2 separate regions of the Mus musculus genome follow, and region 2 is linked to region 1. Evidence: chromatin loops called from intact Hi-C (ENCODE). Cell type or tissue: left cerebral cortex. All regions are shown on one strand.

Region 1 (8,000 bases):
CCCAGGAAAAAGTAGGTGGTTAGACTACCAAGCAGGGATTGCGGAGGTGGTATATGCCCTCTCAGGACCTTCCTTGGCTTAGAAGAAGCCTGCAGTGGGTGCCAGCTTATTTTTCCAGCATATGCTGGCACAAACCCCGCTCCAGTCTCCGTGACAGCCAATCCTCAAATCCAGCTGTGACTGTCCCAGTGTCAAACAAGCTAGGACTCCCAAACCTTCTCTTGCTGGGGCTCACATGACTCTCGGGCTTAGCTTGCTCATCTTTTAGGCCTGGGAGGGTGTGAGATGGTGAGTGTGGTGGCCGTGACTGTCTTTCTCCTGTTGTGTTTTTCTTGTTTTGGTTTTTGAGCTAGGTCTCTCTGTGTAGTCCAGGCTGGCTCCAAACTCATAGAGATCCACCAACTTCTGCCTCCCAAGTGCTGGGATTAGAGGTATGCATCACCAGACCTGGCCTTTGGTGGGGTTATGGTACTGGTGATAGAAGCCAGGGCCTCATGCATACATAGCATGTGCTCTAACCTCTGAGCGACATTCTTTGAATTGGTGTCCATCTGACCCTATCTGATGAGTTTCTCATTGGGCTTGTGTTACTGTCTGGTAGTGTCCCTCTATGTAAACTGGGGTGCTATGGGTGGAGTACTAATATACATATGATAGACCCTGTGCAAGACAAATCTCAATGTATCAGTTGTGGGGGTAGGGGTGGTTTGTATCTCTCATTGTGTCATGTCAGAGAAATGGAGATTCCCTGGGTGGAAGGTCCCTCCCATCCCAGCTCTGAGATGCAGTGTACACATGTGCACTCACAGAAGCAGCCCTGTGTATTTGGATTTAGGTTTCATGGTTAATCGTTGAATAAGGGAAAAACAGGTCAACCCAGCACCAGCCCTTCCTTGGCCTGTAGGAAGAGGGCCTGATAGGAGGTTAGAGCAGCAGACTCCCTGTAACTCCCACACCTGCCAGGAGGGCTCTAGGAAGACTTTATCCCTTCTAGGTCCAGAAAGGCTAAACAAAGAAGGAGCTGACTTCTGACCCTGACCGCTCAATTCAGGGGGAACACAAACAGTAACCCAGGAGAAACCTGGGCACACCACCTGACCATGCCTGGACCTCAGAGCAGAGCCAAGTAGGGCTCTCCATCTGGGGCCTCCTGAGTTCTGGTTCAGTATCTATGCCCTTTCGTCAGGCAGCCAAGAGCCTGTCTCTAGAAGACAAGTTCTTAGTCTCTTAGGGCCCCCAAATACCTGGATGGTGATGTTTAAGGACAAGGAGATCTACTGACAACTGGGGACCCAGAAGCCCATATCTCTGGGCAGTCTTAAGTTTCCCTCACCCAACTCCCACCCACACTGGACACAGCAGTGACTCACAGCAGTGGCCTTTGGGCTTGAAATGGAGGCAATTATCTAGTGATCACTAGGCAAGTAACCGTCCGGGAATGTGTGGGTCAGTGTGTTAGGGGACAAGAGGCGTCTGCTGCCCTCCCTGGGAAAAGAACGAGGGAAATGTGAGAGGATTCCCCTCCCATCTCTTCCCAGAGCTTATTTTCTCAGAAGGAAAGTTCGCAGGGGATTTCCCCCACCCCTGATCCCACATCTCAGTCTGGACCAACTTAGGTCTCTCCCACGCAGCACGGGCTGAATCTCTCTGGATCAGGGTTTGGTGCAGAAACCAGAGCACCAGTGCAGGCATCAGAGAACCAGGTCCAGGTCTAGGGGAAAGAGATGCACAGTGGCTGCTTGTACGTATACCACAGCTGACCGCTGCGTCCAGATATTTTCACTGTCTGCAGTGACCCCTTTGCAAGGGTTAAGGAAAGAAAGAGCTCAGTCTGTACAACCCTGGGAACGTCTCCTCTCACACGAGGGGCTGGCTGGGGCTCCATTCGTGCCACCCCATGGTAAGATTACTGGAAGGAGCGGAGGGGCAGAGCTGGAAGTGAGTTGCTCTCTCTCCGTTCGCCTATCATCGCGAGTGGCCACACGACTGATTAGGGTCGTGGAATTGCCATCTCAGCTCTGCCCCAGACACAAACTAAGAACTGATTATATCCCCCCTCCCCCGTGTAGCAAGCTTCCAGGTCTAGGATCCTACTCTGCGCAACCGCGTTCCTGGTCAGGCGGGCGGTGGCTCGCAGCCTCCTATCATTGGCCAGGAGCTTCTCTGCTCTCACCAATGGCAAGCGGGATTCCTGGGAGGGGCGGGGCCCAAGAGGCCGATTAAGCCACGTAACTGCAGCACTGAGCGAGCAGGGCTCCCTCCACCCCTAAAATTTAAAGGGCGGGCGGCTGAGCTGTAGCGCCAAGGAGAGAAGCAGCAGCCGGGGAGGCAGGGTGCCGGCCTGAGAGCCGGAGGTCTGGGGACCTCTCCTTCCAGGGAGTGGAACCGGCGCCTGTTGCCCGTGGCGGCCGAGAAAGAGCTGATATTGGCACAAGTGTAGGAAAAAGTCTTTAAGGAGGAGGGAAATATCTCCAGTGCCTCCTTCTCTGGCTTCCCACCCCCGTTGCCTGTACGGAATGGCACCCCCCCCAAGACTGCCCACCCTAACAGAACACCCCGCCCCCTCAAACGCTGGCGTGAGCCTTCTGTGAACTCCTGGCCACCGGCCTTCCTCCCCCCTCCCCCGCCCCCCAGCGCCACCCCCTATTTCCATCAGACAGCCTAAATATGATTCTTGTGTGTCTGTGTGAGCTGGAGGAAGGCTCTATAGCGGGCGAGAGCGACCAGGGCCAGAGATGGGGAGGTTTGAAATCTCTAGAGTGAGCTTTACGGGGATGGAGGGAGGTGGGTATAGAACATAAGGGAAACCTCCTTACCCTCAGTTCAATCCCAGAGCTGCGGAGAACCCCATCCGAAATACTAGTGACACGCCTTGTGACTGTGGGTAAATGGCTTGCTCTTTCTGGATTTTAGCTTTCTTGTTAGCAAATGAGTTGAGGGGCATAGACCACTGACTTTCTCGGGTTCCTGCTGTCTCACAGCATAACTGAGATGCCGGCTCAATGCCAGACATCAGATGGAAGTAGGCTACATTATTCAGTGAGCAGCTACTGGTGGCAATGCTCCCATGAGAGGCTGATGCGTCTAGGTGCTATGTGACAGGACCACCATCCACCCAGCACTCCAGGAACCTGGGACAGGGAGGAATGAGCGCGGGAGCTCCTCTACCCCACCCTGCCTGCCCCTTGGCCGCCCTCTTCTTCCACTTGGCTCCCACCGCTCCCAGCCTGCTGAGCGTTGGCTGTTGTTTCTAGCAGGTGGGGTGGGGGGTGTCTCACAACACCCGGCCATTTGAGGCCCCCTAGCAAGTTCATTCGGGCACCCCCAAAGAGGGTCCTCGCTTATTTTCCTAAAACTGGAAAACCTTCAGGGACCCCTAACCCAGGCTGGAGGGGGCTGGCTCTTCTCTCCCAGGCCCCCGGGAAGGGGGTTGGCAAACTCTTATCGCCTGCGGAGCAGCTGCTGGAGAAATACCGTGGCCGCTGACTCATGGCTCTTCCAGCTCTGTGCAACCCCCTCCCCTGGGCCCCACCGCAGCCTTGGAGAGCGCCCCACCACCACCATCACCGCATCCCAATCCCCGAGTTCGGCTGGAAGGAAGCGCCCCCAGGTGGGATGGCCTGGTTCTGCTGCGGATGTGAACCTCTCAATCATGGCCTGGGATGATGGTCGTTAGAATGGATCATACATCCCTAAAGCGTTTCTGTCTAGGTTCTCAGTTGTTCTAGAGACTTGTTCAGACCCTGAGCTCTTTGTACGGCACTGCCCAGACTCTACTGAACAGCTAAAACACTAGTGGCCTTACTCTGAGATGCAAGGCCCTACCCCTGCACCGCTACTGAATGAGTGGCTAGCAGGTGAACAAAGCATAGACTTGTCTCCAGGAATATAGTCTGGCATCAGCCAGGCGAGTCCCAAACAGAGAGGTGTGTGGTGTGGTGGCAGGGGAAGGTCTGGGTATTGAGGGACCATGGGCACGTTCTGGCTTTGTCTGGCTCTGTTTGCCCTGCCCATCAAATGTAAAGCAATGCCTTTGCTCCTTGGGGTGTAATAAACGGGTGCAAGGGCTGGGGGCGTGGCTCAGTAGGTAAGGGCTACTGCCTAGAATGCACAAGGCCTTGAGTTCCATCCCAGTACCTCGTGAAGGCAAGAGGATCAGAAATTCAAGGTCGCCCACCGTAGGGTATGGAGAAGTTGGAATACATGAAAGCACTTGGGGAAATTTAAGTAAAAAGAAAAATATAAAATAATGACGAAGCATCCCGGAAGAAGAGAAATGGGAGCCCAGAGTATACCAATGGTGTCTCTGGATTCGTTTTGCCCTGGAGTTTCTTGTCACACTTGCTCAGAGGGGAACCTCAAACCACCTCCCTCTATAGAGTCCAAGCTCATGCCTGAGTTTAGGGGCTGCTATTAACTACCAAGTGTTTCATACATACTACCTACCACATGCTGTTTTGAGTGCTTCGTGCACTCAACCATAGCATCCTCATAATCATATGAGGTGGGTACCAGGAGTCTAACCAACATTTGATCCCCATAGCAATGCTGTGGAGTAGGAGCTATAGAGAAGTTTTTAAAAGTCAGCAAGTAGTGGAAGAGTTGAGAACAGGTCTCTATGGTTCCAGACTCTTGCGCCTTCCCTGCTCCTGAAAAACCACACATCCATTGCTGAGCCTTATCCTGAAGCAGAAGGCACTGCTCATCCCTGCCTGTGTCCTAATAGTTCAGGACGCAGAAAGCCAATGACTGGTCCTGGAGCCAATCCCCTTCACAGTCTCCAGGTGGAATACAGAGCCTGGAGCAACCCTGGCCCAATCTCATTCAACCAACCAGCTAGTGCACATGAACAACAGTAACACTGTGTTGCACATCAATGACTCTTCAAGAGGAAAAAAAAGCACCTACTATGTGTTGGCCCTGGAGTGTTTTATTGATGATATGACTTTTCTTGACTTATGACTGTACAAGGGACTATCCTAAACCTTTACTCATATGGATTGGCTTATTCCCCACAATAGTCTTAGCAATGGAAACTATAATTAGCCCCACTATGCACAGAGGAGGTTAAAACATGGGTTAATTAGCTTTCCCACAATCATGGTCAAAGCTTTTGTCTGTTTATTTCTGAAAAAGAAAATTGACATCTGTACCAAGTATACATATAGCTGAGATTAATAGTTTGCCAGGGTTTTTACTTCAGTATGTTTGATGGATTCTGATATTTTCTACTTATTTTGTATTTTGTTTTGTGCTATTTTTTCTTAAAATCTGGCTATAAATGCCCACATGGACATGGGGCCAGTTTATTTAACTTAGACTTTATAAAGCACTTGCTTGGCATACACAAGGCCCCAGATGAAAATAAAAAACATACTTTTACCTGTATGTGGTAAAATGAGAAAGCACAAAAGTGGTTCCTAGGGGCTAGGAATGGCAGAGAAAATGGGGGCTGGGGAGAGGGGGCAGTGGGGTCAGGGATACGCTGGCAAAGGGGTTGGTTCTAATGCTTTGCAGTAGGGAAGTTGTGGTCAACAATGATTAATTATATATATCAAAATAGCTAGGAGACAGCATTTCAGTGCCCCACAAAAGAAGTATATGTGTTTAAGCTGATGGCTATGCCCCCTTGACCTGGTCTGGGCATTGTGCATTGGCACATGTAATGAAATGTCCAAGTCTGCCCCATAGATATGTACAGTTATTGTGTGTCAAGGAAAAATTTTCTAAGTATATTTTTTTAAGTTCTGGTCACGACCCACTGAATCGATTTCATAACACATTAGTGAGTCACCACTTGCTGCTTACACAGACTGAGTCAACAGCTGGAATGATTGAGGCCAGGACGCAAGCCTCCGTGAGGCGGCCCCACAGCCTGATGCCTCAGGATAGAGAACAGCCTGAGAGGGGCGCAGTAGACTCCTGAAACTCCAGCACTCAGAAGCCTCAGGCAGGAGGATCATGAGTTTGAAGCCAGCCTAGACTACTTAACAACACCCTGTCTCAAAGAAGCAGACACGAGGGCTAGAGAGATGGCTCAGCCATTAAGAGCACTTGTTGCAGAGGATCCAAGTCCAGTTTTCAGTACCCACATAAAATCTATCAGTCATCTGTAACCCCAGTTCCAGGGGATCCAAAGTCGTCTCTGGCTCACTCTTCAAGGGCACAAGGCACACATGGAGTGAACATACATATCCTCAGGCAAAGCACTCATACACATAAAATAAAATAGTAATTTGCATAAAATAAAAAGAAAAGCAGACAGGTACTGGGTTGGGACATAGCTCAGACTTGGGCCCCAAAACTCCAACTAGGGACATTGAAGAATGAAGAAATGACAGATACAGACACACATACAGGCTGGGTGGGGTCCAGTTGGGTTCTGTTACCATGGTATCCTGCTGTAACCTGAAATCTCGGTAATTAGCTACAGCACAGTGGGAGGGCTTCTAGTCTGAATGGGAAGACTCTGGACATGAGCAATCTCAGAAGGGTGCTGCAGTTGCCAGTCTTTGCACGCACTGATCAATAACTCATGAGCTCACATACTTGGGCTCCCAAGCAAAGCTTTGCCATTTCTCATGAGGCTTTGTCAATTGTCCCAGGGGTCTGAGGTCCTGAAGGCCTTGCTGTGGCTGTGCTCATGCCAACACACATTCACTAGGACTTCCTACTCAGGGCTTCTGTCATTCCCTACTTCAGTCAGTAAAATTCATAAGGACCTGCCTTAGCGCCCTTTAGCTCACTTAAAAGAGCATGGTCGAGCCTGCCTATAACCTCCAAATGGGGAGGCAGAGACAGGTGGATTCCAGCAGAGCTAACTAGCCTATCCCTACTTAGTGACTTCCAGGACGGTATCAAAGATCCCATTGGTAGGAAAGGCTGGAGAAATGGCTCAGAAGTTAAGACTGCTGGCTGTTCTTGCAGAGGACAGGTTTGGTTCCCCGTGCTCATATGTGGGCTCACAATTATCTGTAACTCCAGTTCCAAGGGATCCAATGCCCACTTCAGACTTCCACAGACAACAGGCATACACAAGGTGCATAGTCATACATGCAGACAAAACACTCAGATGTCTAAAATAAAAATAAATAGCTTTCTCCCCCCCCCCCAAAAAAAATCAAGGTGTGTGGAACCACAGAATTACAAGGTTTCCTGGGCTACATTGCATTTACTGAACCCTATGTTCTTCATAGATAGTATTTGTGACTTTTGCCCTGTATGTCTATCTGCATCTCCCTCTCTGTCTCTCTCTCTCTCTGTCTCTCTCTCTGTCTCTCTCTCTGTCTGTGTGTGTGTGTGTGTGTGTGTGTGTGTGTGTGTGTAGGCCAGAGGTCACCTGGTTTCTCCAGTTCCATACATTTTGTATGCTAAATAAGATGTGTTTCTACTTATTTAATAAGTATGAGTGTTTTGCTTGCATGTTTGTATGTGCACTATATGTGCTCTTGGTGCCAGTGGAGGGTCAGGAGGAGGCATCAGATCACCTGGAGCTACCTACAAAATAGTTGTTAGCCACTGTGTGGGTACTGGGAACTAAAGCTAAGATGGGTCCTCTGCAAGAGCAGCCAGTGGTCTTAACTGCTCAACCATCTCTCCAGATGCTAGTTTTTTTTTAATAAATAAAAAATTTAAAGGTGAGGAAGTTTGTGAGATTGTTCAGTGAGTGAAGGCACCTGTCTCATGTGCCTAGCAGCCTGAATTAGATCCTCCAACCCCACTTAAAGATGGAAAGATAGAAACAACCCACAAAGTTATCCTCTGACATTTATACATAGGCAGTGGCATGCATGTACACACACACACACACATTCACACACATTCACACACACATTCACACAGATACACATACACACACATTATAATGATAATGATGATAATAACAAAAAGGTTTTTTGAGACAGGGTCTTTCTACATAGCCCTGGCTGTCCTGAAACTCACTATATAGACTGGGCTGGCCTCAAACTCACAGAGATCCACTTGCTTCTGCCTCCTGAGTG
Region 2 (8,000 bases), 330 kb before region 1:
TGTCTCGCACACCCTCCTCATGTGTCTGCTGGGACTCCTGCTCTTCTTAGGTTAGAAAAGATAGAATCCTTGTCTTTGGCATGTCTAAACCTAAGGAAATAATTTGCATCCCAAATTTCAAACTGACGAGTGCCATAGATGAATGTCCAGGTAGCGGCATTATGTGAATTTCGTAAACTTGGACTGAAAACAAGACAAAATTCCCTTTATGGTGGTGACTTGTGTTCTCAGCTCAGGCTCAGGTTCACTTGGAGAATAGTACTGATATATGAGACATGACTCTCCTAAGCATGCCTGCTTTAGGGAGGCTCAAGGAGGAGAGGGGACAAGTCAGTTAGATCACACACATCACTTATCAACTTTCATGTCCTTCCTATTCTGCAGGACTCCAGAATATTGAACTTAGGTTAATAAATAACCCCATGGTGACATCTAAATGTTCATGTGACAGAAAAAGTCACACATCTATAATTTTAAATAAAAAAAGCTAGAACATGATTAAACTTAGTGAAGTGGGCATAAAAAAACAACACAGATTAAAAGAGATTCTCTTCTGCCAAACAACCAAGCCACATGTCCTAAGGAAAGTCCTTGAAGGAAGTTAAATGTGCCTCTCCTGAGCTACAGGAAAGTGACAGCCTACTACTGCTATGGAGGATCCAACCAGCAACAACATCCCACAAGACAAAGACTAGCTCAGAACAACATTCACCTGTGTTCATCTCTGATGGCTCAGAGAAGCTATAAATGTTTGATGCTAGCAGAGGGTGGTTCATGAATTTGAGGAAAGAAACTGCCTCTGTGTCACAAAGACAGCTGACAAAAGGTGACCCAAAACAGCAGATTCTCAGGTAGAGGCAACAGCTTTCATAGATCAAGAGACGTCAGTGCACAGGTTCAAAGGTTCGGAGGACAGGCTGCCTCTCCTGTAAGGGCTGATGAGCTGTGACTTTAGTTGAAGCCAGTGCTCATTCTGAAAATCCTAGGGCCCCTGAGAAGCACAGTAACTCTCCTCTGCCTGTGCTCTGCACACGGAGCCCACCTGCCTGTGCTCTGCACACGGAGCCCACCTGCCTGTGCTCTGCACACGAAGCACACAGCATGGACAGCTGCACATCTGTTTATAATGGTTTATGAACACTGAAAGCCCACTCTAGGTCTTACAGCTCAGATAGATCCCTTTCAAAACAGTGTCATTGTCAATGCCTGGTCACTCAAGAGCTCTGATGGAGCTGTACAAAGATGTTGATGATGCTTTCATGCCTGTTAACACAATGCCATTCTACAGCCCATGAGTCAAGGACTAATTATGGCTTTCAAATCTTATTAGTTGAGAAATACATTTTAAATAAAGCAATAGGAGCCATAGACTGAAACCTTTTGGAAAGACTTCAATATTCTAGATGCTCAAATTCAAGACATATATAGTCTCAAACATGAACAGAAAGTTGACCCTTGTCTTCACAGGCAATTTTGAGGGGTTCAAGACTACAGCAGAAGCAACAGAGGTGGAGAAAGCAGTTGATACTGGAGTCAGAAGCGGGGCGTGGAGCTGTGCTGGCGTCACACTCATGATGTGACTAGGCTCTAACAGAGGATGGGTTGCTCTGATGATGGAAAAGTAAATGCTCTCTTGAGATGGAATCTTCTCTAGAGAATATTGGAGACTCATTCTGGTTTTTGAAAGAAACCTTGTCATGGGACAAAGAAATCCCTCATGAAAGGAGTGTGACTCAAGCACATCTCTGTCATCTTAACAAACTGCCACCATCACCTCACTTAGTAGCTGCCAGTCTGATCAGTCAACAGCCACCAAGATTGGAGCAAGACCTTCAACTTACTGCACTATTACTGCTTGCTGAAGGTTTTAAAACTGAGATGTGTACATTTATGGACACAGTGGTGTTGCTGTAGCCAAAGACCACAGCACAGTGTACACATGACTCTAAATCACTGGGAGAACAGTTTGTGGACCTGAACTTATTGCATGTCTTACTAAACTGGTGTCTTTTCTCTTAGATCCACACCTGAAGATCTTTCAGTGAGGGTGGATAAGAAGACTCCAGGGGCAGATGTGAGACCAGTATAGGTTTTTAATTTTCCTGCCTTCTTTTCTATGTCTACGGGAGAGAGGCCACGAATCGTCATAGTCTGCCATGCTTCCTTCCCTGAAGCACAGCCTCAATGCCTGATCCAAATGCAGAAACTGAGGCTTTGATGGTTTTCTCATCTTTTATATACAAATGCCATGAGCTGCAAAGTAGCTGGCACCTGACCCTTTTTTTTTTTTTTTTTTTTTGTGGTATAAGAGATGAAGCCCAGGTCCTTGTACATGCAGAGCCAGAGCTCCACCACTGAGCTACATCCCTAGAGTTCATTTACGTATCTTCAGTAAGTGAATATGGTCATAACCTTTGAGGAAATCTATCAAGACTTGAGAATGCCATATACACAGGCTTAGTAATCCTGTGATCAGGCCTCTACTTGATTCCTTATGTCAGCCTACCTACAAGAAGGTCAGTGGGAGCTCTGAAGTCAGAAATTCTGAGAATAGAACCTAGTCTAGAGAGTTCCTGCTAACTGTGCTAATCTGTATGACTACTATGCCAGATGGCCTGCCAACTAAACCTGCAGTGACCAGATTCCTTCTAGCAAAGAGAAAAGCCATACTACTAGCAAGAAGGCCTTCAACTTAGAGCTTAGGTGCTAATAAAATCAAACCATAAGATGCCATTAACATGGAAGTCCAAGACATGAAAAGATGCCCAAGACCTAGAAAAGACTGTGCTAAAACACATAGTTTGCTTCTGTTGTTTTAAAGTTCAGTTAGCAAGTAAATAGAAAATATCTGGAGGTATGTAATAGAAAATGTTAATACTAATTAACTACTGGTAGTAAAATTAATATAATAGAAAATGCATAGGTTGTAGGGAGAGTATCTTTTATAATTTATATTTCTGTGATATTTGCATTTTTAAAATCATGGATGCTGTTTGTATAATCAGAAAAAGAAATGGAAAAAATAAGATGAAAATGTGTTTGTGTGTGTGTATATATGTTTTTTTTTAATGTATATGAGCACACTGTCACTGTCTTCATGTATACCAGAAGTGGGCACTGGATCCCACTGCTGATGGTTGTAAGCCACCATGTAGTTGCTGGGAATTCTGGAAGAATAGTCGTGCTCTTAATCGCTGGGCCATCTTTCCAGCCCCTTTTGTTTTTTAAGATAGGGTTTCTTTGTATAGTCTTGGCTGTCCTGGAATTAGCTTTGTAGACTAGACTGGCCTTGAACTCAGAGATCTACCTGTCTCTGACTCCTGAGTGCTGGGATTAAAGGTGTGTGCCACCACTGCCTGGCAAAAAGCTTTTTCTTTACTTAGCAAAAGGTAAAAGAGAAGTGATGGAAAGTGGCACTGTGCAGTCACCTTCTGAGGTGCACAGAGGCCCCACAGCACGACTAAGACTCAGCACAGCTTCAAGGACTTGTCCCTTACGCCCCTGTACTTGAGCACACGACTTTCCATATTTAAGCACCAAGGCCCGACTGCCACACAGTCTAAAAACTTCTGATTTAGTTGGTGTTAGTAATTTGTTTCAGAATAGCCCTCATAGCACTTCCTGGTGTTTGGGCAGGCTCTGCAGGAATGGTGATGAGCTGTCTTGTGTGTTTCCTAAACACAAAGTTTTATAATTCAACTCTGCTGCCTGGGAGTGTGTATGCAAGATTCTTCTGTTTAAGAAGGCCAAGGCAGCCTGTGACAACCCCACCAGGGGCCGGGCTCTCTGAATCATGGTTGGCCACCCGCTCAGGCAGAAGACTGAGACTCACCAGAGACTATTTTCTCATGGATGAGAGACCAAGTCTGAGTGATTAGAAACAGCCCAGGACACTGATGGTTTGAGACAAGCACATGATTGAAAATGTTCATAGTAACTAACTACTACAGGTAAAATTTTGTAAAATATTTCAGAAAATGCATAAGTTGGGGGAGAGAATCTTCTACAACTTATATTTCTGTGATGTCTGTATCCTTAAGTCACATGTATTATATCTATATAATCAGAAAAGGAAAAGGAAAAATAAAATGGAAATTAAAAAAAACAAAACAAAACAACTTTTTCTTTATAAAGTCAAGTGAGGTTTAGCGATGGGAAATGGGACCATGAAGCCCTGTCAAGGAGCTCAGTGCTCTACAGCTAGAGGGCAGTCCTGGCTTGCAGCCAGGGCTGGGAGCAGGTGGCAGCCATCTTGCAGCCTAAGCCTCCTGGATTCCAAATTATAGACTGCCCCAGCAGGCCAATGGCTAGTTAAAGCAACTTCTTGAAAACTGTTTTTCTCTGAAGCCTACTGTTGTCACTGCTCTTTCTCTTGACAGGAAAGAGTGACGGTTAGAAATCCCTTCTCCCCAAGGCTGCTCTTGTGCCTTCAAGGTTTTATTTTTGGAGGTAACCAGTTTTCCTCTAGTCTTACTAACTTTACTAAATTATGATAAAAATCTGAATTTAGAAAATATAAAGGTAGGGCTTCAATGTTTGAACTAAAATAAAATGTCTGCTACATGTAGTCTAGAAAGTTACAGTTTGGTTCTATGTCATCTGTGATGATCAAGGAAGTTTCTGAAATGAAATCCCTTCTCTGCTTTGTTTATTGCTCCTGAGTGACGCTCCCAGTTGGGTCTTCACTTGGACTCTCAGTGGGTAAAGTAACCATGGTATTTTCTGTTCCAGTATGGGGTGCTTCCTCCCTGAGGCAGAGGGGCCTGTCTGTGAATTTCTGCATCAAAGCCAGCAGGGGGAGCACATTTACATAAGACTCTGAAGCCTTGGGAAAACAATTCAACTTAATTCAGGAGAAAGGCTCTTTTGAATGTGAGTGAATTATCATACAATAAAGTGATAGGATGTTGATTTGGTGCTGAGATGAAGAACACTTGAGAAAGAGTATTTAGAAAGCGTCCAGCAGCTGCTGTTTCAAGGGCAAGGCTATTGCCACAGCAGGTGCAGACACACTCTGCCCTTACCTGTTTCTCCAGGCTTGGTTTGCTAAGCTGTACAGTCTGAGGTCCAGGGAGTCTGGTCCCTGGAGTAGCTATGACAATGCTGGTGAGCTGGGCCATGGGGAACGTTTTGGCTATGGTTGCAGTCTGTCCATTGACAACACGGACAGGGTGGATGGAATTCTGGGATGTGGGGAGGGTTGTGGGTGTAAACTTGGTCAGCATGACAGGCCTCTGGATAAGCTGAGGAGCTGCAAGCATGGGAGGAGGCGCTGGAGCGATAGGAATGTTATTCTGGGCCACAGGCTTGGGTCGAACCTATGAGAGAGAGAGAAAAAAAATCTGCATTACCAGAAGTAGCAAGTCTTCCAGTGTTTCCAAGCATACTGGTACCAAGTGTGGCCCATGACAGTCTTCTTGTTTGTTTGTTTGTTTGTTTGTTTGTTTTTTGAGCCAAGGTTTCTCTGTGTAGCCCTGGCTGTCCTGGAACTCACTCTGCAGACCAGGTTAGCCTTGAACTCAGAAATCCGCCTGCCTCTGCTTCCCAAGTGCTGGGATTAAAGGCGTGCGCCACAGCCGCCCGGCCAATGACAGACTTCTAAGTCTGAATGTTTAGGTTAATTTAAAATGATCCCGTGATGGCTGCTACTGATACAGCAGCAAGACCTTGTTGCTACACCTATATACATTTCTAAAGCACAAAAGCTTCATGAAATCTACCAACATATCACATTAATTAATTTTAGTTTGAAAAACATGAACTAAACCTTTGATTCTTTCCTGAAAGCCTTTCATACAGCTGTTGTGAGAAAGAAAATAGGCAGTCAGCTGGGCAGTGGTGGCACACGCCTTTAGTCCCAACACTTGGGAGGCAGAGGCAGAGGCAGAGGCAGAGGCAGATGGATTTCTGAGTTCAAGGCCAGCCTGGTCTACAGAGTGAGTTCCAGGACAGCCAGGGCTACACAGAGAAACCCTGTCTCAAAAACAAACAAACAAAAAACCAGACAGACAAAAAACAACAACAACAACAACCCCCCCCCCCAAAAAAAAACCCAAAGAAACCAGGCAGTCCATATAAAGTGCCTAGGACTAGAGGCAGAGTCTCTGAAGATCAGCTCATGACATTTTAATGTCCAGCCTGTGCTTCCTGTCCATTTCCAACCTGTTGTCTACCAGCAAAAAGAGGGAATCTCTAAGACATCCAGTTAAGTATTTGCCTGTAAACACTTCCATAGACCCCCTTGCTGCTAGGACTCAACCCACATCTCTGCACAATGGTGACGATCCACAGGCTCGCTCTTCTCCAGGACACTTTTCCAGGATCTTCTTTAAGTCTAACCTGGGTAGCCTCATGGTCTCTGCACAGCCACAGCAAATCTCCTTGGCTTTTTGAATGTACATGGTGTGTCTCCACTCAAGACATGAAAGCCTACTTGGTACTCTCAGCCTGGGACATTTAAAAAATTCCTTCTTCAAAATATATCAGACAGACTTTACTAGGGTTTTAGGTCTCACATTGAATGTAGACTATTCTAGGAAATCATGAATGTACTTTCTCAGTCCAGAATGGTCTGTGTCCCATCCACACGTTCAGTCTACCGTACTCCCCTATGGACGCTAATACCCTATAGGCAACTGTGATGCTGCTGCAGCTGTGTCTTGGAAATTAGCATATTCAGGACACAATAGCTTGGAACGTTTGCTACCAACAGTAAAGATCTATCTGATAAATAAGAGGATGGTCTTCTCTCATGCTAGTACTATATGACCCCTCACAGACAGACTCCTTTTTCTCTGTGTCTGAAAGCTATACTCTCAGAGCATAAGTGTTGGTCTTTCTATTGGATGGACTGCTTGGGGTCGAGCAGAGTCAGTCTAGTTGCTGGGTAGAAAAGCCCGATGCAGACCCCTATGCCAACTCCTGTAAGCCAGGTGTCACAAGGGCTCGTCTGGCTGTTGATTCTCCTTCTAGTCTTTTTTTTTTTTTTTTTTTTTTTTTTAAAAAGGGGCTGCTTGCCCACTCCTCCCCCCCACTTTTAAAAAAGATTTATTTATTATATATGTAAGTAGACTCACTGTAGCTGTCTTCTGACAATCCAGAAGAGGAGGTCAGATCTCATTACAGATGGTTGTAAGCCACCATGTGGTTGCTAGGAATTGAACTCAGGACCTCTGGAAGAGCAGTCAGTGCTCTTAACCTCTGAGCCATCTCTCCAGCCCTCCTTCTAGTCTTTTTAGCAAAGTTTCCCTTTGCTAAATATGGCTATATTTCCCCCAACCAAGGTAATGGTGCCACGATGCTTCCCTCCACTGGTATTATCCTGGCCGCCTTCCTTCTCTCAGGTAGTTTCACTGCCCCTTCACTGCATGGGCAAGCCCCTGAGGATATCACCACACTTCCCACGGGTGGAGTTCCCACTGCCTCACTCACCTGTGGAAGGAAGTTTGGGCGTGGAGTGAGTCTAGGAGGAGGGATAAACTGTGGTACTTTGATGGGCTGAGGAGGTGTTGCTTGAACCTGCTAAGAAACAGGGAAACATAAATAAATCCGAGGGCAGTCTCTATTCAGTGTCGGAGGCAGACACGCAAAGGAAACGGGCATTTGCCTTCCACACAACACAGAACTCCCACCTGCTCTTCCCATGCAGTTCACTATGTGAACCAACACTGCTTTAGAAACTATTTCCTGTCTCACCTAGACTCTCTGTCCCATACAGTGATCAACCGCACTCCTGTCTCCTCACATACACGCACACTCAGCAATCTTGGACGGCTTTCTTACACTCATGAACCCTTACGTTTATATTTTAAGAGTCAAAACTATATCTTAAGTAAAATCAAATTTACTGTCTGTCCACATGGATTTTCCCTCCCCTCCCCCAGAGATATAAGCTTTACTCAACAGGGAGCATTTTTTCTGGCTTTTTGAGACATGGTTTCTCTGTGTCACCTTGGCTGTCCTGGAACTCACTGGACCTCAAATTCACAGAGATCCACCCG

Evidence for each region. Peaks named below come from ENCODE experiments on the same cell type or tissue, not always from the same donor. Only the 100,000 strongest peaks of a DNase experiment are listed, where the experiment ranks them.
Region 2: a loop joins it to region 1, with 2.3 times the contacts of the local background. A loop is called at or near these places in 8 of 42 quality-filtered maps.

Annotation. Positions count from the first base shown.
Region 1 is chr2:92,002,661-92,010,660 of GRCm38, reverse strand. The region is part of intron 1 of Creb3l1 (cAMP responsive element binding protein 3-like 1); the gene reads left to right. Among named protein-coding and RNA genes, the nearest start is that of Creb3l1, 18 kb to the left of the region's middle. In left cerebral cortex, a CTCF peak has its summit at 3,604 (motif pointing left); DNase peaks (open chromatin) are centred at 1,670, 2,190, 2,975 and 3,533; H3K4me3 peaks cover 2,179 bases; H3K27ac peaks cover 2,169 bases.
Region 2 is chr2:92,327,833-92,335,832 of GRCm38, reverse strand. It overlaps Phf21a (PHD finger protein 21A), which reads right to left. Exons shown (of 19, transcript NM_001362829.1): 9 at 7,432-7,521; 10 at 5,025-5,318. Among named protein-coding and RNA genes, the nearest start is that of Large2, 39 kb to the left of the region's middle. In left cerebral cortex, a CTCF peak has its summit at 4,794 (motif pointing right); a DNase peak (open chromatin) is centred at 4,806.